Linked DNA regions of Homo sapiens: all the other regions are linked to region 2. Evidence: chromatin loops called from intact Hi-C (ENCODE). Cell type or tissue: Calu3. All regions are shown on one strand. Each heading gives the region's core, and the rest is flanking DNA. Links, peaks and the distances in the headings are about the cores only. Region 1 has its middle 120 kb from the start of SUDS3. Region 2 has its middle 28 kb from the start of LINC02460. Region 3 overlaps SUDS3 (SIN3A corepressor complex component SDS3). Region 4 has its middle 60 kb from the start of SUDS3.

Region 1 (6,315 bases), core at 673-5,672, 120 kb after region 2:
TGCGATGTCAGCTGGTGTCATTATTGTTATTAATATAACAAGCAAGAGAAGAGGGGCACATATCAAGGAAGGCTTCTTGGATAAGGGGACACCTGAGAGGAGTCTTTTATTTTTTGAGACCGGGTCTTGCTCTGTTGCCCAGGCCAGAGTACAGTGGCATGATCACAGATTATGCAGCCTCGACCTCCCAGGCTCCAGTGATCCTCCCTACTCAGCCTACTGAGTAGCTGAGACTATGGTCACATACCACCATGCCCAGCTACATTTTTTTTGTAGAGACAGGGTCTCACTATGTTGCCCAGGCTGGTCTTGAATTCCTGGGCTCCAACGTTGGCCTTCCAAATTGCTGGGACTATAGGCATGAGCCACCATACTCAGCCTCTGAGATGGGTCTTAAAGATGAATGAGAATTAACTCCACAAATAGGGAGGGTAGGAAGAAATTTCCAAGCAGAGGGACAACTGGTGAAGACAAACAATGTAGGAAAGAGGTATATTATGTGCTTTTTCAAACATATACATCTATATATTCTTTCACACACACACACAAATGGGAACATGCCATTCTGTGCCTTGCTTTTTTCCACTTATTAATAGATCAGTTCTAATGGTAACAAAAAACGTTCTACAGTAGTGATGATGGTTATGCAACTTTGTGAATATTCTAAAAACCACTTTAAAAGGGTGACTTTTGGTCGGGTGCAGTGGCTCACACCTGTAATCCCAGCACTTAGTGGCAGCCAAGGCGGGTGGATCATCTGAGGTCAGGAGTTAAAGACCAGCCTGACTAACATGGTGAAACCCTGTCTCTACTAAAAATACAAAAATTAGCTGAGTGCGGTGGTGGGCATCTGTAGTCCCAGCTACTCTGGAGGCTGAGGCAGGAGAACTGCTTGAACCTGGGAGGCAGAGGTTGCAGTGAGCTGAGATCACACCACTGCACTCCAGCCTGGGCAACAAAGTAAGACTCTGTCTCAAAATAAAAAAATTTTGAAAGGGTGACTTTTATGATATGTGAATTATATCTCAATTTTAAAAGAAAAGGAAATAGTGTTTATAGGGAAATCTGGTTGTCCCCCAAAACTCAAACTCTGGTAGTGATATTGCAGATATTAAAAGTGAATATAATGTATATAATACTATAGTATGTGACCCCGATCACATACAATTCCACTTCTGGTATATGTCTAAAAGAACTGAAAGCATACACTCCAGTAGAAATTTGATCTATTGGATCCCGATTACACACTATAGTATTATATACATTATATTCACGTCCAATATCTGCAATATCACTAACTAGAGTTATTTGAGTTTTGGGGGAAAACCCAATTTCTGTATAAACACACTATAGTATGTGATCCCCCGGTCCCCACCAGAATATATTACATTCTCAGTGTGGCTGAGACCACACTGTGCAGGCAGCCATCCAGCTTACGTCTGCCAAAGACTGCGTCCGTTAGAAGTGATGGCGCCCCGCCTCCCACAGCACAGCAGCAGCTTGTGTGTTGATGACACACTTAAGAGATACATAGAAATGCATTGTTGTTGGGACCTACTGATATCAGAGGGTTTTGGGCCTGAAGGCTGAGTACCAGAGGAACTCAAGACACTGACAGCTTTTTACTAGCTCTGTGTCCTTGGACTGAATTTTTTCATGCAAATATCCTCCTAATTCATCAGCAAAGACTCACTGCTTATGTGCCTAGCACTATGCAAAAAACAGGGTAGAATAGGGTTTCAGGTCACCTGGTTCAGCTCAGATAGAACTTTTGTTTGAGAACCTGAATTGGAATGTGTATGTTCTACTCATTCTTTCTGTGTGTGTGTGTGTGTGTGAATTCTATTACTGATCACACGCAAGGTGCCACGCACTGACCCAGGTGTTGGGTATCCCTCTGCAATCAAGGATCTCTGCCCTCAGGGTGCTTATAGAACTAGAGGGATAGCAGAAAATGAGACAAGTGCCAATGATAAAGTATGGTGCGAATCGTGGTGCAGGACAGGCGTTGAGAGCTTGGCCCACAGAGACTGACACCTCCCTGGCATTGACCTTGAAGGATGAGTATGAGCCAGAAAAGGGGAGAACAAGAGGGAGAAAAGGAGGGTATTTCAGGCATAGGGAGCAATGTGGACACAGACAGGGAGGCAGGAAGGGCAGGACTTAGCAACTTAGAAATGAAAAAATTCAGCTGGGCGCGGTCGCTCACACCTGTAATCCCAGCACTTTGGGAGGCCTAGGTGGGTGGATCACCTGAGGTCAGGAGTTTGAGACCAGCCTGGCCAACGTGGCAAAACCCCTCTCTACTAAAAATACAAAAATTAGCCAGACATGATGGCATGCGCCTGTAATCCCAGCTACCCAAGAGGCTGAGGCAGGAGAACTGATTGAACCTGGGAGGTGGAGGAGGCAGTGAGCCGAGATCACGCCATTGCACTCCAGCCTGGGCAACAGAGCAAGATTCCATCAAGAAAAGAAGGAGAGGAAGGAAGGAGAGGGAAGAGAAGGGAAGGAGAGAGGAGGAGAGGAGAGGAGGGGAAGGGAGGGGAAGGGAGGGGAGGGGAAGGAGGGGAAGCGGGGAGGGGAGGGGAGGGGAGGAGAGGAGAGAAAAGATTCTATGTGGCTAGGATGGGACTAGGAGAAAGACAGGGAAGGATGCTGCTGATTTGGGCCTTCTAGCCCTGGAAGATAAAGCAGTCAGTGGGGTCAGCGAATGCCTCACCAAGGCTAAATTGCGATGAGGTTGTTCTTTAAGACAGTAGACCATCCCATTCCATAAGCACTTAAGGAATGTTCCATGTATGCCAGGGTCTGGGCTAAACATTGAGGACTTCACAGCAATTAAGACATCCCTGACACTTGCAGGGCCCCAAAGATAAAGAGTACTGTTATCCACTGAATTGTCTCTCTCCAAAATTCACATGTGCCCAATGCAACTGCATTTTGAGATAGAGTCTCTTTTTTTTCTTTTTTTTTTTTTTTTTTGAGATGGAGTCTCGCTCTGTTGCCCAGGCTGGAGTGCATTGGCATGATCTCAGCTCACTGCAACCTCCGCCTCCCAGGTTCAAGAGATTCTCCTACCTCAGCCTCATGAGTAGCTGGGACTATTGGGACTATAGGCATGTGCCACCATGCCTGGCTAATTTTTTTTTTTTTTTTGTATTTTTAGTAGAGATGGGGTTTCGCTGTGTCGACCAGGCTGGTCTTGAACTCCTGACCTCAGGTAATCCGCTTGCCTCAGCCTCCCATACTGCTGAGATTACAGGTGTGAGTCATGGTGCCTGGCCTGAGATAGAGTCTTGAAGGAGGTAATTGAGATTAAATGAGATCCTGGGCATGGGAGGGCTAATTCAACAGGACAAGTGTCCTTACAAGAGGAAGAAGAGGCCCCGGGGATGTGCACACACGGAGGAAAGGCCGTGTGAGGATGCAGTGAGAAGGCAGCCACCTACCAGCCAAGGAGAGAAGCCTCAGGAGAATCCAGCTCTGCCAGCACCTGCATCTTAGCCTCCAGAACTGTGTGAAAGTTCATTTCTGTTTAAGCTGCCCAGTCTGTGGTATTTTGCTATGGCAACCCTATCTGACAAATACCAGTATGAACAGAAGTTCCAGCTCTCTGCCTCCCCTTCCTGCCCATGAGAGGCCCTGCATATATGTGTAGATCCCAGCCCATGCATCCAAGTTTTCTGCTCATATGCCAGCAACAAGCATCTGTTGGCCCCCAGAAGGCCTGGCAGGTACACACACAAGTGGTGTCATCCACCCTTGGGAAGACAGGCACAAGGAGGAGGTTTGGGCAGTCCCTGGAAATGGGCTCAGAGCTGTTTGGGCAGAGAATTTGGAGGTCCAGGGTACCTTAAGTGTGATCTGGAAGGGAAGCACCTATTCCAGATGGGCAGATCCCATTGGACCCATGGATTCCTCTCCCTGTGAGGAAGAGTGTGGCCAGAGGGGAGCCAGAGTGGGGCCATCTGAAGCTCAAAGATCAAACAGGGGCCCTGGTTGTCTGGGTCAAGGGCATTGCTGGAGGCAGGGGCAATGGAAGAGGGAGGCTGTTCCAGGAGATCAGCACATACAAAGGATAGAACAGCTGGGCGCAGTGGCTCATGCCTATAATTACAGCACTTTGGGAGGCCAAGACAGGCAGATCACTTGAGGTCAGGAGTTCAAGACCAGCCTGGGCAACATGGTGAAACCCTGTCTCTACTAAAAAAAAAAAAAAAAAATTTGCTGGGTGTGGTGGCAGGTGCCTGTAATCCCAGCTATTCAAAAGGCTGAGGCGGGAGGATCGGTTGAACCCAGGAGGTGAAGGCTGCAGTGAGCTGAGATCGCACCACTGCACTCCAGCCTGGGTGACAGAGTAAGATTCCATCTCGAAAAATAAAAGGAAACCTGGGAAATACAAGTTTCCCAGGGGTCCTCCTGGCTGGAAGTTGAAGTAAGGAGAAGTAAGAGATGAGGCTAAGGACTCAACAGAGGCTGGACCAAGCAGGGCTTGTATGTCTCACCAAGAGAGCATGTTCTTGTGGGTGCAGTGGGAGCCACCTGCTTAGCTGGCTGCAGTGTGGGGAGATGGATTGGAGGCCTATCAAGTTTTAAATTCAGTTTAGGGCCCTTCTAGGATCCTTAGCCTGGCTTAGAGATAGACATCCACCAACCCTGAGAAGCGCATCTCCTTTCAACTTAAACTTCTCCCCAGCCAACTAGCTTATCACTTTTCACCAAGATCAAACCCATGACAAATTTGCTTTTGGAAAGAGAACAACAGGACCCAGCTTGCCTTACTACTTGACTCTTCCCACCTAGTGCTCCATGTTAGCTAACCAGATACATAACTATTTTTATCATGTTTCCCTTTTCACCTGGGCCACCAGGATTCTCTCTTCCTTTTTTTTTTTTTTTTTTTTGAGACAGAATCTTGCTCTGTTGCCCAGGCTGGAGTGTAGTGGCATGATCTTGGCTCACTGCAACCTCCACCTCTGGGGCTCAAGCAATTCTCCTGCCTCAGCCTCCATGTAGCTGGGACTACAGGCATGTGCCACTACACCTGGCTAATTTTTGTATTTTTAGTAGAGATGGGATTTCACCATGATGGTCAGGCTGGTCTCCAACTCCTGCCTTCAGGTGACCTACCTGCCCTGGCCTCCCAAAGGCTGGGATTACAGGTGTGAGCCACCGCACCTGGCCTTTTTTTTTTTTTTTTTACTTTTACTTAGCTTCTGATTCTCTGGTTGAATGGATGTTCTCTCTTGATGGTCTCAAAAGGTGAATATAAAGCAAAACTTGTTAACAGTTAAAATCATTTTTCAGCCGGGCCCAGTGGCTCACGCCTGTAATCCCAGCACTTTGGGAGGCTGAGGCAGGCGGATTACATGAGGTCAAGACTTCAAGACCAGCCTGGCCAACATGGTGAAACCCCATTTCTACTAAAAATACAAAAATTTGCCAGGTGTGGTGGCGGGCGCCTGTAATCTCAGCTACTTGGGAGGCTGAAGTGGGAGAATCACTTGAACCTGGGAAGTGGAAGTCACAGTGAGCCAAGATCGTGCCACTACACTCCAGGCTGGGCAACAGAATGAGACTCCGTCTCAAAAAAAAAAAAAAAAAAAAATGGAAGAAAGAAAGAAAGAAAAAGAAAAAAGAAAAGAAAAATGGAGGTTAAATCCCCATGTAGTGGCTCATGCGTTAATCCCAGCACTTTGGGAGACTGAGGTGAGCAGATCATTTGAGGTCAGGAGTTCGAGACCAGCCTGACCAATATGGTGAAACTAAAAATACAAAAAATTAGCCAGGCATGGTGGCACACCCATGTAATCCCAGCTACATGGGAGGCTGAGGCAGGAGAATTTCTTGAACCCACAAGGCAGAGGTTGCAGTGAGCCGAGATCACGCCACTGCTCTCCAGCCTAGGCAACAGAGCAAGACTCCACCTAAAAAAAAAAAAGAAAGAAAGAAAAAGAAAAACAGGGGTAAAAAGGCAGCAGACAGGGAGGTCAGCAAGACATAAGGCCAGAGAGACACGCAGAAGCAAATCACGAAAAGCCTGAATAAGGAGTTTGGACATTTCCTAGAAGACAGTGAGGGATTGTGCCTCAGCATCCACAGCTGAAGTGGGGGGAAATGATCATACCCACCTCATAGGGTTGTTGTGAGATTAAACTGCTTAGCATAATGATTGGTTCATATTAAGTGTTCAATAAATGCTCAATAATTATAAATATCATTGAAAGATTTTAGGGAGACTAATAACATGGTAATATAAATCACTGTTAATATGACAACTACCATTAATTTAACATCTGTATGTGCCAGGCA
Region 2 (6,315 bases), core at 408-5,407:
TTTAACCTAAAGTTGCCGAATTTAATACATAAAAGCACAGGACACCCAGCAAAGTGAGAATTTCAGATAAACAATGAAATGAATGAAACAATGAATGAAATAAAATTTTTACATACTTAACACTAAATTTTGTTTTGCTATCAGAAATTCTAATTTTACATGGAAACCTATATTTTACCTGGCAACTCTACTTCAACCCCTGTACCAAACCTGGACCGTGTTGTCCCTCAGCTCCATGCCCTCTCTTCAACTCTGTATAATGGAATATAGATGACCTCTGTATAATAGGATTAGGTGAACTCGGCAAACTGCGTTTCCCAGAAGCCTTTGCTAACTGGCTTTGGCTGGGTTTTGCAAATGGAAAGCCCAGGTGGGAGAAACAGTAAGAGAGAAGTCAATGTCATTTTCTCCCTTCTTCTTTGCCTCAGGCATTATCTCTAGTAGCAGCTGTGTCTCCTCTATAACTCTAGCTCCTGCCAGAAAGCTCTCTGTTGTTCCAGCTTCCAAAGAGTGACCTCAGCTCCTAGGCTCTGGTCACACCATCCCCTCTCTGTTCCTCTGGCCTAGAAGAGATAACAGCTTCCTGCTGTTACCCATCTCTGAGTTTTGCCTCATGACATTAGTTTGGCTTCTCCATTGTTTGCGCATCTGTGTAACCTACCCCCTGTATTAACTTCCTTTTGTATTAAAACCTCAGGAGGTTTCTGTTTTCAGCCCTGATTCTACATCTCAAGTCTCTGACTCCTTGTACAGCCTCCTGCCTTGTTGCTAGGGATAACTTTTCCAAGACCGTGGGCCAAGGATAGCATTCTCAGTACTGTGTCTGTTTTCAAGCCCTTTCTCCCATATTGTAGTAACAGCTTGCTTTACCTGGTCTGATGTTTGGGGAAATGGCCTAATTATTATTTTATGAGTAACAGTAATAGAGCTAATATTTATTGAGCAGCTACTACATGCAAAGTACTGCACATGCTTCATCTCAGTCACCTTTCAATGTAAACTTATGACTTGGTACTATTATCCCCATTCACCAAGTGAAAACCTTAAGGCTTAGAGACTCAGGTGATGTACTTAGGAAGAGCAAACCCAGACACATCTGATTCCATGCTCTTAATCATCCTATTCTGCTGCCTGGGAATCCAATCCCATCTTTCTCTCACACCATCCCTAGACTTTGTTCTTAGAGCCAATGCTAATTCTCTCAGAAGATTTGCGTATCTTTAGAAGCTGGTGTGCAGGGTTTTTCTTGAGGGGTCTTGGAGTTTTCAGCCAGCAGCCTGAACCTCAAGACTGCTTCAAGTGAACCAGTCTCAGTGGTATATGTGTGTATGTGGGGGAAGGGTAACAAAGAGGAGGTGACCTTGAAATTTGCAATAAAGTCACTCTGTCCGCTATCATCATGGTGAGAAGCCAGCCAGGCAGCTCTGCAGGAGACCCAGGGAGACATGAAAGGCATACAGAGCCAAGTTGAAGGTGTCATTAATCAGGCAGAGGTACCAAGGGAGTATCTGCTCAACAAAATATGGAGTGTCACCAAGCAGCACTGCGAGAAGGCCCCCAATGTATGTTACCTTACAAAGACCCATTTTATAACCAAAGTAAATAATGAGATGAGGTTAACACCCATTCCTCCATCACTCTTTCCCATTCTTTGGAAAATTTCTGTTAATAGAGTCCTGTGTGACCCACAGAGTTGCCCCCAGAGGAATGCAGATCCCATGGAGAAGCTCAAATGCCGAAGACCTCAGCCCTGTTAGCCCTCAGCTGCCAGCCTTGCTCATATCCAGCTTTTTAACCTCTGCAAACCAATATCTATCATACCCATGGCATAGGTGGCAGGGAGTGGGCAGAACACCAGGTAGGGATAAAGCTAGCATGATTTAATTTGGTCAAGTTCCCTGTTCTGGACAGTGGTGGAATAGAAAAGGTAGAATAAGGTCTGGTCAGACTGGGAAGCAAATGGGGCTTATATCTGGCAGTTTCCTTCTGGACACTCCACATCAAGCACCCAATGCTCACAGAGCATTGCTGTGGTGCCCCAGAAAGGCCACCTCCAAAGTCCCATTGATTCATTCAATATTTAACAAGTATTTACTGAGCACCTACTATATTCTACGCGTTGTACTGAAGGTAATCCTAGACTCCCTATGTGAAGAAAGACTTTCCTCATCTTCCATCCTATTCCTTCAAGATCTTGCTCTCTGGTCGTTTGTTTTATTCTGTCCAAGAAATGCTAATTGAGCAACAAGTCCATGCCAGGCACTGCAGTTGGATATACAATAGTGAACAAGACAGACCCAGTGAGTGGGACAAGTTGGAAAGAGTACCGGATATGGGGGTGAAACATGGACTTTGAGCAGGTTGGTTTAACCCCTCAGAATATGTGTTTTCCCACTGGCAAAATGAGAGTGATCCTGCCCAATTCACAAAGATTATAAATCTCAGATATGAAGGATGTGAGAATGCTGTGGAAAGTGCTTATCACTCATGGCCCTGGTTGGCATACTCAAAGAGTTATACGAAGAATATTTAATGAAAGGACTATTTATAGAGGTAGGGGAATGATTGATAGAGAGCCCCTCAGAGACTAACAGTAGCAGAGAAAGCTGTTACCACCAGGAAAGCACTAAGGGTTGAGGGGGAAGAGTGTGAGACCAGAACCTCACAAGAGCGTATAACAGAAGCTGCGGCCACAGGTGGAAGAATATGGCCATTATCAAACCCCAGCCCAGCAGGGTGTTTTAAAATGTAGGTTTTATTATATTCAGGGATGGTGAAGACCAACTGCCATTAGAAAGATCGTTTGTTGGCCGGGTGCAGTGGCTCACGTCTGTAATCCTAGCACTTTGGGAAGCCAAGGCAGGCAGATCACGAGGTGAAGAGATCAAGACCATTCTGCCCAACATGGTGAAACCCTGTCTGTACTAAAAATACAAAAATTAGCTGGGCGTGGTGGCACGCACCTGTAGTCCCAGCTACTCAGGAGGCTGAGGCAGGAGAATTGCTTGAACCCAGGAGGTGGAGGTTGAAGTGAGCCGAGATGCGCCACTGCACTCCAGCCTTGGTGACAGAGCGAGATTCTGTCTCAAAAAAAAAAAAAAAGATCTTTGTTACCCACAGATCCCAAGTGGAGGGAGCTTCCCAAGCCTTGCAGGGCCACATGGGGGCAGCACCGTGGTCAACATGGTCGGTCAAGAGGCAGAGGGAGCAGGAAGAAAAAGTAAGAGCCTTTATTGTGATTTCTGAGGGAAGAAATAGGTGAGGCAGGGTAAGCAGGTGTAATATTAGCTCATTTGAATAATTTCAGTAGGCTCTGGGGCATATAGGCTGTCTCTAGTTCTCTGGTACCGGGCTCTGGGGTGATTAGGGCAGGTGGGTAGTGGCCCAGAGTGTGGGAGGCTGATATGGGAAATGTGTAAGGGAATGGGCTTCTATCAGTTGATTTGCATATGGAAATATGTAGGGGATGGGCTTCTATCAGTTGATTTGCATATGCAAATGTGTAGGGGATGGGCTTCTATCAGTTGATTTGCATATGGAAAGATGTAGGGGTGGGCTTCTATCAGTTGATTTGCGTATGGAAGTTGCACTCCTGGAGTGAGCTGTTTGCTCTCTATAGGAATTGCCCAACCCTGGGACGGGCATTCTGTTTAGGGTCAGCAAGGCCCCAAGATGTTGATGTATCAGAATAAAAAGACATGCTTAATACACAAGAATGAAGTTGGCAACAGGTAGAGAGAATGACTGATCCTTCTCTCCTCCTTTCCTTGAATCCCCTGCCACTCGCCTCCTTATTGGCTGAATTCAGCAAGAAGCCAGAGGGCAAGGGACCTTGGTTGATGCTGTCTGTACAGTTTAGCCTTCCAAGGAACAGAGTGGGAAGGAGAAAGAGAAAGTGAATCTAGAGGGGCAAGTGGAGACTCCAGCATAAATGCTGTGGAGATGTGAAGTATTATTAAGTGGCATGCTTTATCATATATTTGTTTCTAATGGGGCCTGTCATCCGTACATCCTTTCAAAATAATAATAATATCCCATATATTGAGCATGTATTAATTGCCAGCACGGTATTAAATGCTGTACATACTTTATTTAATCCTCATTACAAACAGGCATGATATTACTGTTCCCATTTTACAGATGAGGAAAGGAAGGCTTGAAGATATTCACTGACTTGCCTAAGATTACACAGCTGGATTGGTGTCCAGACCCGTCTGACCCCAATACTTATACTCGTGACTGCAATGTAGTCTTGGGGGCTGATTCGTTCTTTTTCTCCTTGTTACTGGTTTTTGAAGACTCTGTTCAGATCTCACCCCTTCCACGAAGAGTTGAAACATAACTTCAACCACCTCTTTTTTTTTCGAGACAGAGTTTCGCTCTTGTTGCCCAGGCTGGAGTGCAATGGCGCAATCTCAGCTCACTGCAACCTCACCTCCCGGGTTCAAGCGATTCTCCTTCCTCAGTCTCCCGAGTAGCTGGGATTACAGGCATGCACCACCACGCCTGGCTAGTTTTGTATTTTTAGTAGAGACGGGGTTTCTCCATGTTGGTCAGGCTGGTCTCAAACTCCTGACCTCAGGTTATCTGCCCACTTCGGCCTCCCAAAGTGCTGGGATTACAGACATGAGCCACCAGGCCCAGCCCCTCTTTTTAAATATCTAATCTTATATATGTAAATAACATTTTCTTATATTTTTATATTATTGGTGTATTAATTTCCTAGCACTGCCATAACCAAATAACACAAACTCGATGGCTTAAAGCAACCAAAATTTGTTCTGTCATCATTCTGGAGGGGAGAATTTTGAAATCAAGGTGTTCACAGGGCCATGATCCCTCTGAAGATTTTAGAGAAGAAGACTTCCATGACTCTTCTAGCTTCTGCTGTCCCTAAGTGTTCCTTGGTTTGTGGAAGCATCACTCCAATCTCTGCCTCCACCTTCAGATGACCCTTTTCTCTGTGTGTCTCTGTCTGTTCTCTACTCATCTTATAAGGACACCACTCGTTGGATTTACGGCCCACCCTAATCCAGTATGAACTCATCTTAACTAATTATATCTGCAAAGACCCTATTTCCAAATAACGTCACGTTCTGAGGATCGGGTGGATGTAAATTTGGGGAGGACACTATTTAACCCACTACAGTTGAACTTTGTTATCAACTGATTACTTTTTTTAAGGTTTGACTCTATGTGTATGTCTCTTATTACTCAACCACCCTATAAACTCCTTGAGATTAGGAGGCATGTGTAATGTTTTTCGGATCCCTCATTTTCATAAACACCTAAGTATCTGTTGAATGAATGAATGATTGAATGGGTGAACTAAGAGATAATAGAAAGGGTTGCAAACTCAAGAACCAGGCTGGTAACATAAATGTGGGCTGGAGTAGACCTGACAGGGCTTTAGGGGGAACTGGAGGGCATGTCCTAAGTGAGGGAACTGCTAGTCAACTCCAGACAACTCTTGCCATGTCAGAATCAAGTCCAGAGTTGCCAAGAGAACTGATTTTTCAATAGAAGCAGAAAATATGGCTTTTTACATGAAGTGTCCCAAGTTTTAAATGTTGGCAATAAATTCAAACTTCTAAAACACAATACAGAACAGACAAAATGTACTGATGAACTGGATTTGGGGTACAGGCTACCCCCTCGTAACCTCTACTTAAAACCCAAAAAGTGACTCTCAAGGCATCATTTCAGGCAGGCCAGTGATGAAGACATTTTTGACCCAGCTGGCCTTGTGGTATCTCTCCTAGGATTATGTGTGGGGTCAGTGTTTATGGAGCCCTGCAAAGATTTACAGGTGGAGGATTCATGTCCTGGTCAATTCATGCATTCAGTATTTATTGATGCTCCACTTTGTGTGATGCTGTATGCTAGGCTGGGCATACCCATCAGACCAAAATAGACATAATTCCTGACCTCATGGAGCCTGCCTGGAAAGGGAGGAGACATTCAACTGATGGTTATTTAAATAACTTTAATTACAATGATGGTGAACTGAAAAGAAGATGGCAATTTCTTCCTCTCTCAGTTTTTTGTGATGTTTGTTTAGTTTATCTGAGGATGAAATTTGTGGAGGGGACCACTATTACAACCTGGAGAATCAAAGTAGGAAGATAACATTCTTTTTAAAGTGATTGGAAAAGTCAATAACAACAGCTACCTATTTATTGAGCACCTACAATATAACCGTCAATGCACCAGATATGTTTAAAATGCATTTTCTTTAACTTTCAAAGCAAGCCTACGGGGTAAATATTATTTTCTGGTTTTTGTTTTTTTTTTGTTTTTTTTTTTTTTTTGAGA
Region 3 (6,315 bases), core at 381-5,380, 220 kb after region 2:
TATCACGAGGTCAGGAGATAGAGGCCATCCTGGCGAACATGGTGAAACCCCGTCTGTACTAAAAATACAAAAATTAGCTGGGCGTGGTGGCGGGTGCCTGTAGTCCCAGCTACTTGGGAGGCTGAGGGAGAGAACAGCTTGAACTCGGGAGGCGGAGGTTGCAGTGAGCTGAGATGGCGCCACTGCACTCCAGCCTGGGTGACAGTGCGAGACTCTGTCTCAAAAAATATAAATAAATAAATAAAATACAAAAAATTAGCCAGGCATATTGGCGTGTGCCTGTAGTCCCAGCTACTCAGGAGGCTGAGGTAGGAGAATCGCTTGAACCTGGGAGGCGGAGTCTGCAGTGAGCCAAGATTGCGCCACTGCACTCCAGCCTGGGCGACAGAGCGAGACTCTGTCTCAAAAAAAAAAAAAAAACCAAAAATAACACATATACATGTTACATGTGTATCCATGTATCATATCCTCACAAAGGTCTTTTAAAGAAAACAGCTGACTCTGGAAGGCTATTCCAACAATTCTCATGAGATGCATTGTATTTTCCTTCAGTGGTACTTAGAACCCAAACCCAAGAAATTCAACTGACTTAAAAGCGAACACCCAGAGTAAACAATGCAAGCTGGTCTATTACCTCTGGGAAGTGGTCTGGAACTTGGGAATGTGGCCACCTCCCAGATCCGCCTCCTTTGGAATCACTGAATGGTGGTGGCCTGAATGTCCACCATTGGTCCCTATTTGCTCCAAAGTAGAGGTGGCCAACATGCTTCCCAAAGCAGCCAACTTCCAAACCAACTGATCACCAGGTCCCTCCTGAACCGCAGTCTCTGAGACCTTCAAGGGATCCTCATGCACTACACGATGTCTTGGGGGAACCATTATCCCTAGATACCAAATCTATTAAATTATTTGAATTCTCTGAAAAGATAAGTCCTTAGATATTAAAGTGTTCAGGGCTCATACCTGTAATCCCAGCACTTTGGGAGGCTGAGGCAGGAGGATCACTTCAGCTCAGGAGTTTGAGGACAGCCTGGGCAACATAGCAAGACCTCATCTCTACTAAAAATCAAAAAAACATTAGCCAGGCATGGTAATGGAGGACTGTAGTCCCAGCTACTCGGGAGGCCAAAGTGGGAAGATCGCTTGAGCCAGGGGGATCAAGGCTCCAGTGAGCTATGATCACACCACTGCATGCCAGCCTGGGGGACAGTGAGACCCTGTCTCAAAAAAATAAAAAATGAAGTGTTCATATGGGGGGGCGGGGGCGGTTAAAGATGAAACCAAGAAGTATGTGACAACCTTAACATAAGAATTTACTTTTTAATTTCTAAAGAAAAATCAAAGGGGGGGGAAGAAATTTAAAAATATGTTTAGATATAAAATGTGCTACGAAGCAACATCAACAGGGTAGTAAAAATGTGCGTTTTTTTTTTAGGCCAATTAACCTGTTTTACAAGCTGCAACTCAGCTGCTGAAAAAAGATATTTAAATAGCCTCAAAGACTAAGCCCCAAATGTCAAACTGACTCTATTACTTTGTAACTAATGGAAATTCTGACCTGGGAATCTCTACAATTAAGTTCTTAAAGCTTTGAACCTCTACTATTAAACCGAACAAAACTAGAAATTACCACTACTGTACTATTTTCGAAAAGCAATTTCTTAAGAAGGTGGACACAAAAGTGGGGCGAGGAGGTAGGAAAATTAATTTAATTTTGTATCCTACTGAGAATCCTGGTATTAACACTTTATTTCCCCAATAAGTGAGTCCACGTTATAGCTACAGAACCTCAAGGAGTCCCAATTCTACTGGTAAATATTCACTGTTTTAAGTCTTTTGTGTCGACCGAAGGCTGAAGGGGAAAATGCTCTTGAGCAAGTGGGTGGCTTCGTTTCTGACTCACAGGCAGCCCCAGATTTAAAACAAGGAGAGAAAAACAGAAGTCCACCCGTACCATCAATTAGTTATTTTCAAATATCAGCTACTTTTTCACAGTATTTTTTGAGAGATCATTAGTCCAAATCAAAATGTGAGGCAAATTTACATAGCATGATATAGAATGCCTTAAAAGCAGTATAAGACCAAGGCAAAGGGAAGATCCTTATCTTTCAAAATGAAAGGGAGCTTGGCAAGTATTCACACCAAGATGCGATGCCTGAATCCCATTTGTTTTGCTGAAGTCATTTAAAACTCAGGAAGACATCTTCTGCCAAAAATACGGCTGCACCAAAATACTCCATACCCTCTGGAAAGAGCATAAAGCAATGTAGCTGACCTCTCAGCCACAGGCCACGTCTGCCAAAGAAAGAAAAACAAAACCTCCAAACTGATACAAAAGCCAAACATGAGCCTGGTGAGATGGGAGAGGCTGGCACTGCACCAGTGAACACCTCAGCCAGTATTCCCAGGAACACTTTTCAATTGTCATTGGGGAAGAGGGAGACCCACCTTCAACAACTGCATTATGATCTCTGACTGCCAAGGCCAAAAATGAAAAGTATACAGAATAGAGAAAAAAAACAACATTCTCAAAGTATATTTAACAAGAGAATAAGCAATTTCAATTTCACTGAAAAAGTAAAATGCATCCAGTGACATTATTTTCTAAATTTCTGCTGTTAATGTAAGAAAGATGGTGAAAATTCCTTCAAAATGCTTAGGAGTTCTAACACATCAAATCTGATCATTTTGTTTACATTAGGAAACACCAGACATTGTGGATCTCTTCTTTAAAAAAACAAGAATTTTATTTTACTGCATTTTCACCCTCAAGACATGTCTCGTAAAGTCTGAGGATTAAGCTTAGAAAGAGGAAGATTCAAAGCAACACAATTACAAAATGAACATCACTGGAAATATCACATGGCTTTAAGACTCATAGATTTGTAAAAATGTTAGTGATAAATCTCATCATTTTCAAAGATGGTTCTTATGTGTGGGCTTGATCTTTAAAGGTTATTTGGTTTTCATTATTAGAAACATTTTTCATCTCATTTTGCCCTTCTCAGTGTTAAGCTGTTAGAGCCTGCCACCTAGTGGCGATGTGTTCTGAGACATAATGTTAAGATATAACACAAACCGACCTTTCTGAAGAATGCCAAAGAACACCAACTCAGAGGGGAAGAAGTCATCAAGATCAGCCTTAGAGATAAAGCCAGCCTCCAGCATCTACTGGGCAATTAACTCACTGCAACTTAATAGGTGGAAATGATTTACTTCGGCCATGACTAGAACCCTAAGCATTTTTGACAAGTACAATGTTATCGGGTAACCAACCTAACACAATGCTGGGTTTTTTTAAGAATTCAAAATAAATAATCATTACCCCAATTTTGGAACTTTTGGTTAGATACTGAAACTCAAAGGGTCATTATATAGCCATTATAAATGATAATGAGACACCTTACAGTAACCCAGAAAAACATTCTCAATATAACCAAACAGAAAGGCAAAGCAAACCGTATGTCCACTATGCCTTAGAATGAATAGACTATGCCTGCATATGGATAAAGAATAAAAAGAAATATATCAGAATGAAAAGACCTGAGAAATGATGGCAGTATCCATTTCATATCTAGCAGAAAGCGTAATACAGAACAGAAGAAATGTTTGTTGAATGAACAAAAGTATGAGCTTTTAAGGTTCTTTCATACTGTTTTGCCATTACCTTTCCAATGAAAAATGCTAGGCGGTCTGAACGTTTCAAAGAGTCTTCAATGTAAACCAGGAATGCAGGACACAGTGGCTCATGCCTGTAATCCCAGCACTTTGGGAGGCCAAGGCAGTAATATCATGTGAGGTCAGGAGTTCGAGACCAACCTGGCCAACATGGCGAAACCTCGTGTCTACTAAAAATACAAAAACTAGCTGGGCATGGTGGCGGGTGCCTGCAATCCCAGCTACTCGGGAGGCTGAGGCAGGAGAATCGCTTGAACCTGGAAGGCGGAGGTTGCAGTGAGCCGAGATTACGCCACTGCACTCCAGCCTGGCGACAGAGCAAGACTCCGTCTCAAAAAACAAAAAACAAACTAGGAATGTTTTAGGATACAGTTCCCCCAAGCAAGTGTCCTTGACCACTTTTGCAGCTGGATCATGTAAGAAAAAAGGGTATGTGTCATCAAAAAACATCTAATAACATCTTAGAAATTCACAGTGTACATTAGCATATCGCAGGACCCAAAGGGTACTACAAGGGAGCAACCCACTTATCTTAATTAACATGATCATCCCCCAAACTGATTTGACCACAAAATCCTTTAATCCGAAGAGCACCTATTAACCTTAGCACACAGGAGCAGAGGTAAGAGGGGTCAGAGGGGGGACATACACCCCAGCCCCAGTTGGCAGGGGTACCACACAAGATACCAGCCTGCAAATTCTAGTACAGAGACACCAGAATGGAGAAGGAAGGGGAGCAGAACATGGTTTTGGGAAACGCTGCTTTCAAAGATCCACCGGAAGTATTGATTAAATGACTGCTAATACATTTTTTAATGGGTTTCTACTTTTAGTACTATGTAAGTTTAGCAGCAGCCGTGATCTGAAATAACTACAATAGCCCCAGCCCTCTTTCCAAGTGGTTCATATGAGACTCTTACTAGTCCAGGTTTTCCCATAACATACCATCTTTTGTCATAGTACAGTTTGCCATCTTCTATCCGAGCTTCGAACCTCTGGGCTGGAGATTCCGCGGGTGTTGCAGGCAAGTGCTCAGGAGAGGATGGAGATGCTGGAGGAAACCAATACTTACGTGACTAAGAATGTAACAAACACATGCGAGTCTACCAGTTAACATGCTTTAATTGAAACACTATCAGAATGTGGTAATAATCATCACTGAGCCCTTACAGTGATAATGCATGGGATTTCAGCAAAACTCTTGTATATTCCATCTAAACTTGATCATCAAAGCAACCCTGGGAAGTAGGCAAGGCAGATTAGCCTCTCAAATGGAAGAGACACCTGGGTTTCAGGAAGATTAAGGTCAAATGTGCAAATACATAAGGTCACTTAGAGTAGGACTAAAGCCCTGGTGATCAAAGGGCAAGTATTATGAAAATCTCTTAAAAATGCAATCGTTTTCAGCAGGGTGCGGTGGCGCACACCTGTGATTCCAGCATTTTGGGAGGCTGAGGCAGGTGAATCACGAGGTCAACAGATGAGACCATCCTGGCCAACATGGTGAAACCCCATCTCTAGTAAAAATACAAAAGTTAGCTGGGTGTGGTGGCACATGCCTGTTGTCCTAGCTACTTGGGAAGCTGAGACAGGAGAATCACTTGAACCTGGGAGTCGGAGGTTGCACTGAGCCGAGTTCACGCCACTGCACTCCAGCCTGGCGACAGAGCAAGACTCCATAATCCAAAAAAAAAAAAAAGGAATCACTTAAAGAACTACTAACTTTACACTCACACAACTCCCTCACCCCTCCCCATCGTGCCTCAGAAGGTCAGGATGTCTGTGGACCGCAGTGGCCCCCAGGAAGATATTACCTAGAAAAAGAAGACTCTTGTTTTCTTCCACAAGACTCAGTAAGTAGAGGGATGTGTGAGTAATCGAGTAATCGAGTAATCATGGTGCTTTAAACAAAAAAAAGATGTCACCAATTCAGAATTCTAGTTGGCAGCTAGCACTGATGATCTCAAGTGCTGTTCCGGAAGGAACAACTATGAATACTGAGCTGGTTGGTCTCTTCTATGAACTGCGAGTCAGAGCAGCCTTGGAATGCCTTACCAGAGTCAGGCCACGAAAAGCCACGGGAGCAGAACTGCCTAGGACTTGGCTTTAGAAAGCCAGTAATACTTAAAAATCCTTCTGGTTTCATTTTCAAAAATGGATGTGTACTTAAATCTTATGCCTGATGCCTACACAGAAGGAAATCAATCAATCAATCAAATGTCTCTTTTATGATAAATCCTAAGAAAAAAATAAAAACAACAAAGCAGGGGTTATGAAAAAAAAAGAAATCAGGGAGGGGTATAGTTAAGGTCCCCTTCAGTTTTCATGATGACTACTCTTAGGCAAATGATGAACATTTCATTTTTGAAAATTGCAACCATTTCCTGACAGGTATTCACACCCTTTTCCAACAACATGATAAAAAGGTTGCACAAATGCCAACACATCATGCACTCACCTGGTCTCTTGGGTGACTTAAGCTGTAGGAAGAACAACAACAAAAAATCTTAGAGAAAATCATTTCAGGTGCAACTTCAGGTGTCAAAGGTATCATAATGATTAACAAGTAACATGTTAACAAACAAAATCAGAAAACCACAAAAGCCTGAGTTTTCAAATAAATCAAAAAAGTCAAAC
Region 4 (6,315 bases), core at 945-5,944, 190 kb after region 2:
GACATCTCAAGACTGTTTCAATAATATATGTATTAATCAGGATTCTCCAGAGAAACAGAACCAAGAGGATTGATTGACTGATCAATCAATTATAGGAATTGGTCACGTGATTATAGAGGCCAAGAAGTCCCACAATCTGCCATGTGCAAAGCAAAGAACTAGGAAAGCTGGTGTGTAATTCAGTCCCAGACTGAAGGCCCAAAAATTAGGAGTGTCGGTATCTGAGGGCAGAAAAAGACAGATATCCCAGATAAAACCAAGCAAATTCAACCTTCTTTCACCTCTTTGTTTATTTGCACCCTCGATGGATTAGACAATGCTCACCCACATTGGGAGGACAATCTTCTTTACTTGGTCTACGGATTCAAATGCTAATCTCTTCTAGAAACACCCTTACAGACATACACAGAAATAATGTTTGGCAACTATCTGCTCCTCCTTTTGTCCACTTAACGCATAAAATTAACCATCACAATATAGTAAACTTATTTTTCTAAAATAGTTGGGAAGTAAGTAATTCTAGTTTAGTGGTTTTCAACTAGGGACAATTTTGCCCCCATGCCCCAACCCAGGGGATATTTGCAATGTCTGGAGGCATTTTTAGTTTTCACAGTTGGGGGCAGGGAGCTACTGGCATCAAGTGGGTAGAGGCCAGGGATGCTTCTAAATTTCTACATGCATGTGACAGCCTCCCACCACAAAGAATTATGGTGGGCATATTTCTTGGGCATATCAATAGCGCCAAGGTTAAAAAACATTTTTTTGCTTGTTTTTTGTTTAAGACAGGGTCCCTCTCTGTCACCCAGGCTGGAGTGCAGTGGCACGATCACAGCTCACTGCAGCCTCCACTTTCTGGGCTCAAGCCATCCTCTCACCTCAGCCTCCCGAGTAGCTGGGACTACAGGGATGTGCCATCATGCCCAGCTAATTTTTGTACATTTTGTAGAGAAGGGTTTTTGCCATGTTGCCCAAGCTGGTTCCGAACTTCTGGGATCAAGGGATCTACCCATCTTAGCCTCCCAAAGTGCTGGGATTACAGTTGCAAGCCACTGTGCCCAGCCAAAAAAAAAAAAAAAAAAAGGTTTTATAGTTAAAAAGTTAGCCTAGAGGCTGGTCTTCAAACTAGACACAACAGAGTCACAAGATTCCAGAGGAAATTTGCAAGTAATAGAATCCCAAATTAAAACTGACTAAAAAATCATGGCACCTCAAATTTTTTAAAGCCCAGAAATCATGGAAGTTTAGCAGCTCAGTGATGCCATCAAAGATGCAGGCTTTTCCATCTCTCGGCTTTACCACCCAGGAATGCTGGCTCTTAGCCTCAAACTTGACTCCTCATGGTCTCAAACTGATTCCTGCAGATCCAGGTATCACATCGTCATAAAGCCATATACAAAGGCAGAAAAGGGCAGTTTTTCCTCTTGAGTAGGAAGAAGAAAACCTATTCCAGAACCTATGCAGCACCTTTCATCTCGGTCTCATTCACAAGATTTGCATCACATGTTCATGTGTAAAGCAATCACTGATAAAGAGAATAAAATTGCGACATTAGGTTTAGGCTAATCAAAGTTTACCCCCTCAGGCTACAGAGGGACCATTTCCCCTGAGCTTATGGAACAGTGAACATCCAAATGACAGGAGATGTTGAAAGAACCAAACTAACCTGAAGGTTTTTTCAATGGTGCTTCCAAGCTAGCTGGTATTTGATTTCAGATGCAAATGATAAATTCCTAATTGGTTTTTTATTAAGAGAGGACATTATCCGCTCACATAACTAAAAATTTCAGGGATAGACACTGGCTTCAGATACACATGGATATTGGGGTCGGATGCCATCACCCAAACTTGCCCTTGATCTTTCTAGCCCTTAGTTCTGCTTTCCTCTGTATCGGCTTCATTCTCAGGCTAGCTCTGTTGTTGATAACACGACCCAAAAGTCCCAAGAACTGAGTCTCATTGGCTTTGACCAGTCTGACTTGAATCGCATGTCAATCATTGAACAAATCACCATGACTAGGGCAATGAAATGCTCTGACTGGCTGTAATTGGATCATATGCTTCCTCCCCCTAGTGCAGGAGAGGGATGCACTATAAGCAGGAAGGGTAATAGATGCTGGATTTGCAAAAACAACAAATGCTCACGACATGATACAGGAAAAAAACTATATAGTTTTGGCCTCTTGGTAACCTGAATGTTATAAAAATGCATAAACTCATTCCATAAACATTTGTTGAATGCTAACTATGTGCCAGATATAATGCACTGGGGAGGCAGACATAGTCTCTTCCATAGAGGACGCTGGTCCTCTCCCACTAACCCACTATATGGCCCTCAGTGAGCTTCTTGACCTCTGATTCTTCAACTCATCATCTGGAACAGGAAATGCTTGGGATGATTTCTGAGTTGCTTTCCAATTCTGTATTCAATTAATTCTATGACTTCCTTTCCACAAACTGCTCTGAATTTTTTTTCTAGATGCTATCAATCACACCAATTTGATTTTACTTGCATGACTTGTCACCCACCACAGAAGAATAAATGAAACCAGAGTGAAGTCAACTCAGAGCCCCTTTGTGACTGCATGACTGAACTTGGGCATCCAGAATTCACTGACTCTCACAGCCCAGACACCTTGTTGGTGACCGTGGTAAGAAAGCTGAGTAGAGATAGAGGGGCTCAGGCAGGGGCAATGGGGAAGGCTCCCATTGGGCAGAATGCTCTGGATCACATATACTGCTTTCACCTAGATCCTGGCTCCAGACTGGGAGAGACACTTTCAAGCCATGTCTGTAAGAGTGCTTGGCAAAAAGACTCGTTGATACCCTTCGTAGATTGCAAGCTAAAATTAGCAGCGGGCGTGAAGCTGACTCCTTCAGAGTGATTGCGGGGCCTGGAGGTGCTGGCTTCTGCTGATTACTCATGATGCTGGCTTTGCAGGGAAATGGTGGCAGGTGCTTAAAATGTTTAGTGACCCTTAAAAGACAGAATATTGTAGCTAAGCCCAAGTGTATATGTCTGTTCTATCAATCCTTTACTCTTTCCCCAAAGTGATGAGCTTTGTAATAGTCGAAGGGTAAGAGGAGTTGTGAAGGTCGGGCACTGTGTAACTTTAGGGGTGCCATGCATATGGCAGTCTAAGAAACCTAGGTGAGTGGTGCCCCCTAGAGTTACATAGTGCTCAGCCCGCACAACCATGTATGGCAGTCTTTAATGCTGAGTCCAAAACTAAGGTGAAAAGGCTGCCATGGCAGGAATCCAGAAGTTTTTCAATCAACCAACACATAAGTATTTAAGATTATAGCAGAAGTCAGGTGCCGTTGCTCATGCCTGTAATCCCAGCAGTTTGGGAGGCCAAGCTGGGTAGATCACCTAAGGTCAGAAGTTTGAGACCAGCCTGGCCAACAAGGCCATCCCCTATCTCTATTAAACATACAAAAATTAGCTGGGTGTGGTGGTGGACACATGTAATCTCGGCTTCCTGTCTTCTCAGGAGTCTGAGGCACAAGAATCACTTGAATCCGGGAGGCAGAGGTTGCCATGAGCTGAGATCGTGCCACTGCACTCCAGCCTCGGCAACAGCGAGACTCCATCTCAAAAAGAAAAAAAAAAAAGATTATAAAGGATTACAGCAGAAACTGTAGGAGCTCTGCCCATATCCCAGGTGATATGGTTTGTTTGGTTGTGTTCCCACCCAAATCTCATCTTGAATTGTAGCTCCCATAATTCTGACATGTTGCGTTGTAGGAGGGACCCAGTGGGAGATAACTGAATCATGGGGTGGTCTCCCCCCTAATGTTCTTGTGATAGTGAATAAGTCTCATGAGATCTGATGGTTTTATAAGGGGTTTCCCCTTTTGCTTGGCTCTCATTCTCTCTTGCCTGCCGCCATGTAAGACCTGCCTTTCACCTTGTGCCATGATTGTGAGGCCTCCCCAGCCATGTGGAACTGTGAGTCCATTAAATCTTTTTCTTTATAAATTACCCAGTCTCAGGTATGTCTTTATCAGCAGCATGAAAATGGACTAATACACCAGGTCACCTGTAGACATTTCCTGTCCATGGTTATGGCCTCTTGTGTCTCTCTACCTGAGGATGTTTTCTGCCACAGGGTGAACTAGAAGTGCCCAGGAGATAACGTTCCCAAGAGTGACACTCAACCAATTATGAACGGGTATTGGCCAATAAATACATTCCCCATTCTGAGACAACTCTGTGCTATTTTTCTAGTGTCCCTTAGAGCTGTTCTGTTCCACAGAGTTGTCACTAGCCACAAGGGACTATTGAGCACTTGAAATGTGCCTAGTCCAAATTGACAAGAATAAAATAAAAATACACCAGATCTCAGAGACTTGGTATGAAAAAGAAATGTAAAATATCTCATTTATAATTTTTATATTGATTACATGCTGAAGTGATGTTTTGGATATATTAGGCTAAATAAAATATATAATTTCATCTATTTCATTTTACTTTTTAAATGTGGCCACTACAAAGTTTAGAAGTAGGCTGGGTGCAGTGGTTCACGCCTGCAATCCCAGGACTTTGGGAGGCTGAGACGGGCGGATCACTTGAGGTCAGGCGTTCAAGAACAGCCTGGCCAACATGGTGAAACCCCATCTCTACTAAAAATACAAAAATTAGCTGGGCGTGGTGGTGGGTGCCTGTAATCCCAGCTACTTGGGAGGCTGAGCCAGGAGAATTGCTTGAACCCGAGAGGCAGAGGTTGCAGTGAGCTGAGATCGCACCATTGCACTCCAGCCTTGGCAACAAGAGCGAAACTCCGTCTCAAAAAAAAGAAAAGAAAAAGAAAAATTTAGAATTACACATGTGGCTTGCATTTGTGGCTTGCATTCTATAGTCATACACTGCATAACAACATAATATACCGACAGCCTGCATATACAACAGTGCTTCCATAAGGTTATGATACTGTATCTTTACCGTACTTTTTGTAAGTTTAGATATATAAATCTTTACCATTATAATTGCCTACAGTGATCAGTATGGTAACATGCTGTACAGGTTTGTAGCCTAGGAGCAAGAGGCTACTTCATATAGCTTAGGTGTGTAGTAGGCTGAACCCTCTATGTTTGTGAGTGCAATGATGTTCATGCAATGACAAAATCGTCTAACAATGCATTTTTAAAATTATTATTATTTTTTGAGACAGAGTCTCACTCTGTCACCCACGCTGGAGTGCAGTGGCACAATCCTGGCTCACTGCAACCTTCACCTCCCAGGTACGAGTGATTCTCCTGACTCAGCCTCCCCAGTAGCTGAGATTACAGGCGTGCGCCACCATACCCAGCTAATTTTTTTGTATTTTTAGTAGGGGTTTCACTATGTTGGTCAGCCTGGTCTCAAATTCCTGACCTCAAATGATCTACCCATCTCTGCCTCCCAAAGTGCTGGGATTACAGGTGTGAGCCCCTGCTCCCAACCTAACAATGCATTTCTCATACTGTACCATCATGAAGCGGTGCATGACTGTATTTCTGTTGGATAGAGCTGTCTGAAAGGGTCCCCCACAGAACTGTGCCCCGTTGCACACAGGAGGTAACTCACTTTGTCACATCCTTTTCTGTCCTTCCTTTCCCTGTCTCACTTTCCTACTTCCTCACCAACTTACGTGGGATCACCCCCCAAATCAATTAATATAACCCAAACCTTGTCTTGAGGCATACTTTTTAGGGTAACCTAAACTAAGGAACAGATTTACTACGTACAGGAAATCATGTTAATATCTACCTTTCTTTATATTCAATTTGCTATGATCCTGTAGGGAGATAAAGACACTAACAGAGAAGAGGTTAAATACCAGATTTAAATAACAGAACAAGAGATGTGCATAATTACCTCTCAAATGAGTAGTACAGAGAGCAAGTGCTAAGAGTTCAAAGGAGAAATGATATTAATATGGAATGGTACGGTTGGGGAAGGAGATTTCTGCTTGGCCCCACAAGATCCAACTGCTGTTTGCTTTGCTGCCAAAGGACGGTTGTGAAATGTAAAGCCTGGGCAAAGTCCTAGACTCAAGGAATGACTGGTGCCTAACATGAGCTGTGTGTTTTGTGGGAAGTACACTTCAAATTGCAGTGTGTGTGTGTGTGTGTATGTGTGTGTGTGTCTTGAGAGTATTATGGGGGGATGCCAGACCTGATTCTCTTATTTCACTCATCCTGCTTATAAACAAAGCTGACGGTTTTGGGAAACTGTCAGGGAAGTAGATGCAGCCTACTTCAGAGAACCCAAACAAAACACACTTTCCAGAAAGGGATCAAACACTCTACTCCTTTCCCATCAGGACCATGCTC

Evidence for each region. Peaks named below come from ENCODE experiments on the same cell type or tissue, not always from the same donor. Only the 100,000 strongest peaks of a DNase experiment are listed, where the experiment ranks them.
Region 1: it touches region 2 in a loop (10-fold over the local background); 2 of 110 quality-filtered maps call a loop at or near these places.
Region 3: it touches region 2 in a loop (8-fold over the local background); 24 of 110 quality-filtered maps call a loop at or near these places.
Region 4: a loop joins it to region 2, with 2.3 times the contacts of the local background. A loop is called at or near these places in 24 of 110 quality-filtered maps.

What each region holds. Positions count from the first base shown.
Region 1 is chr12:118,495,637-118,501,951 of GRCh38, reverse strand. No RefSeq gene overlaps it. Among named protein-coding and RNA genes, the nearest start is that of SUDS3, 120 kb to the right of the region's middle. In Calu3, for the core only: no CTCF peak of the experiment used is centred there; a DNase peak (open chromatin) is centred at 3,551.
Region 2 is chr12:118,619,672-118,625,986 of GRCh38, reverse strand. No RefSeq gene overlaps it. Among named protein-coding and RNA genes, the nearest start is that of LINC02460, 28 kb to the left of the region's middle. In Calu3, for the core only: no CTCF peak of the experiment used is centred there; a DNase peak (open chromatin) is centred at 3,166.
Region 3 is chr12:118,401,826-118,408,140 of GRCh38, reverse strand. It overlaps SUDS3 (SIN3A corepressor complex component SDS3), which reads right to left. Exons shown (of 12, transcript NM_022491.3): 9 at 6,137-6,158; 10 at 4,624-4,729. Among named protein-coding and RNA genes, the nearest start is that of SUDS3, 28 kb to the right of the region's middle. RefSeq lists an enhancer at 3,094-3,143. In Calu3, for the core only: CTCF peaks have their summits at 2,846 and 3,058 (motif pointing left); a DNase peak (open chromatin) is centred at 3,040.
Region 4 is chr12:118,433,057-118,439,371 of GRCh38, reverse strand. No RefSeq gene overlaps it. Among named protein-coding and RNA genes, the nearest start is that of SUDS3, 60 kb to the right of the region's middle. In Calu3, for the core only: no CTCF peak of the experiment used is centred there; a DNase peak (open chromatin) is centred at 3,161.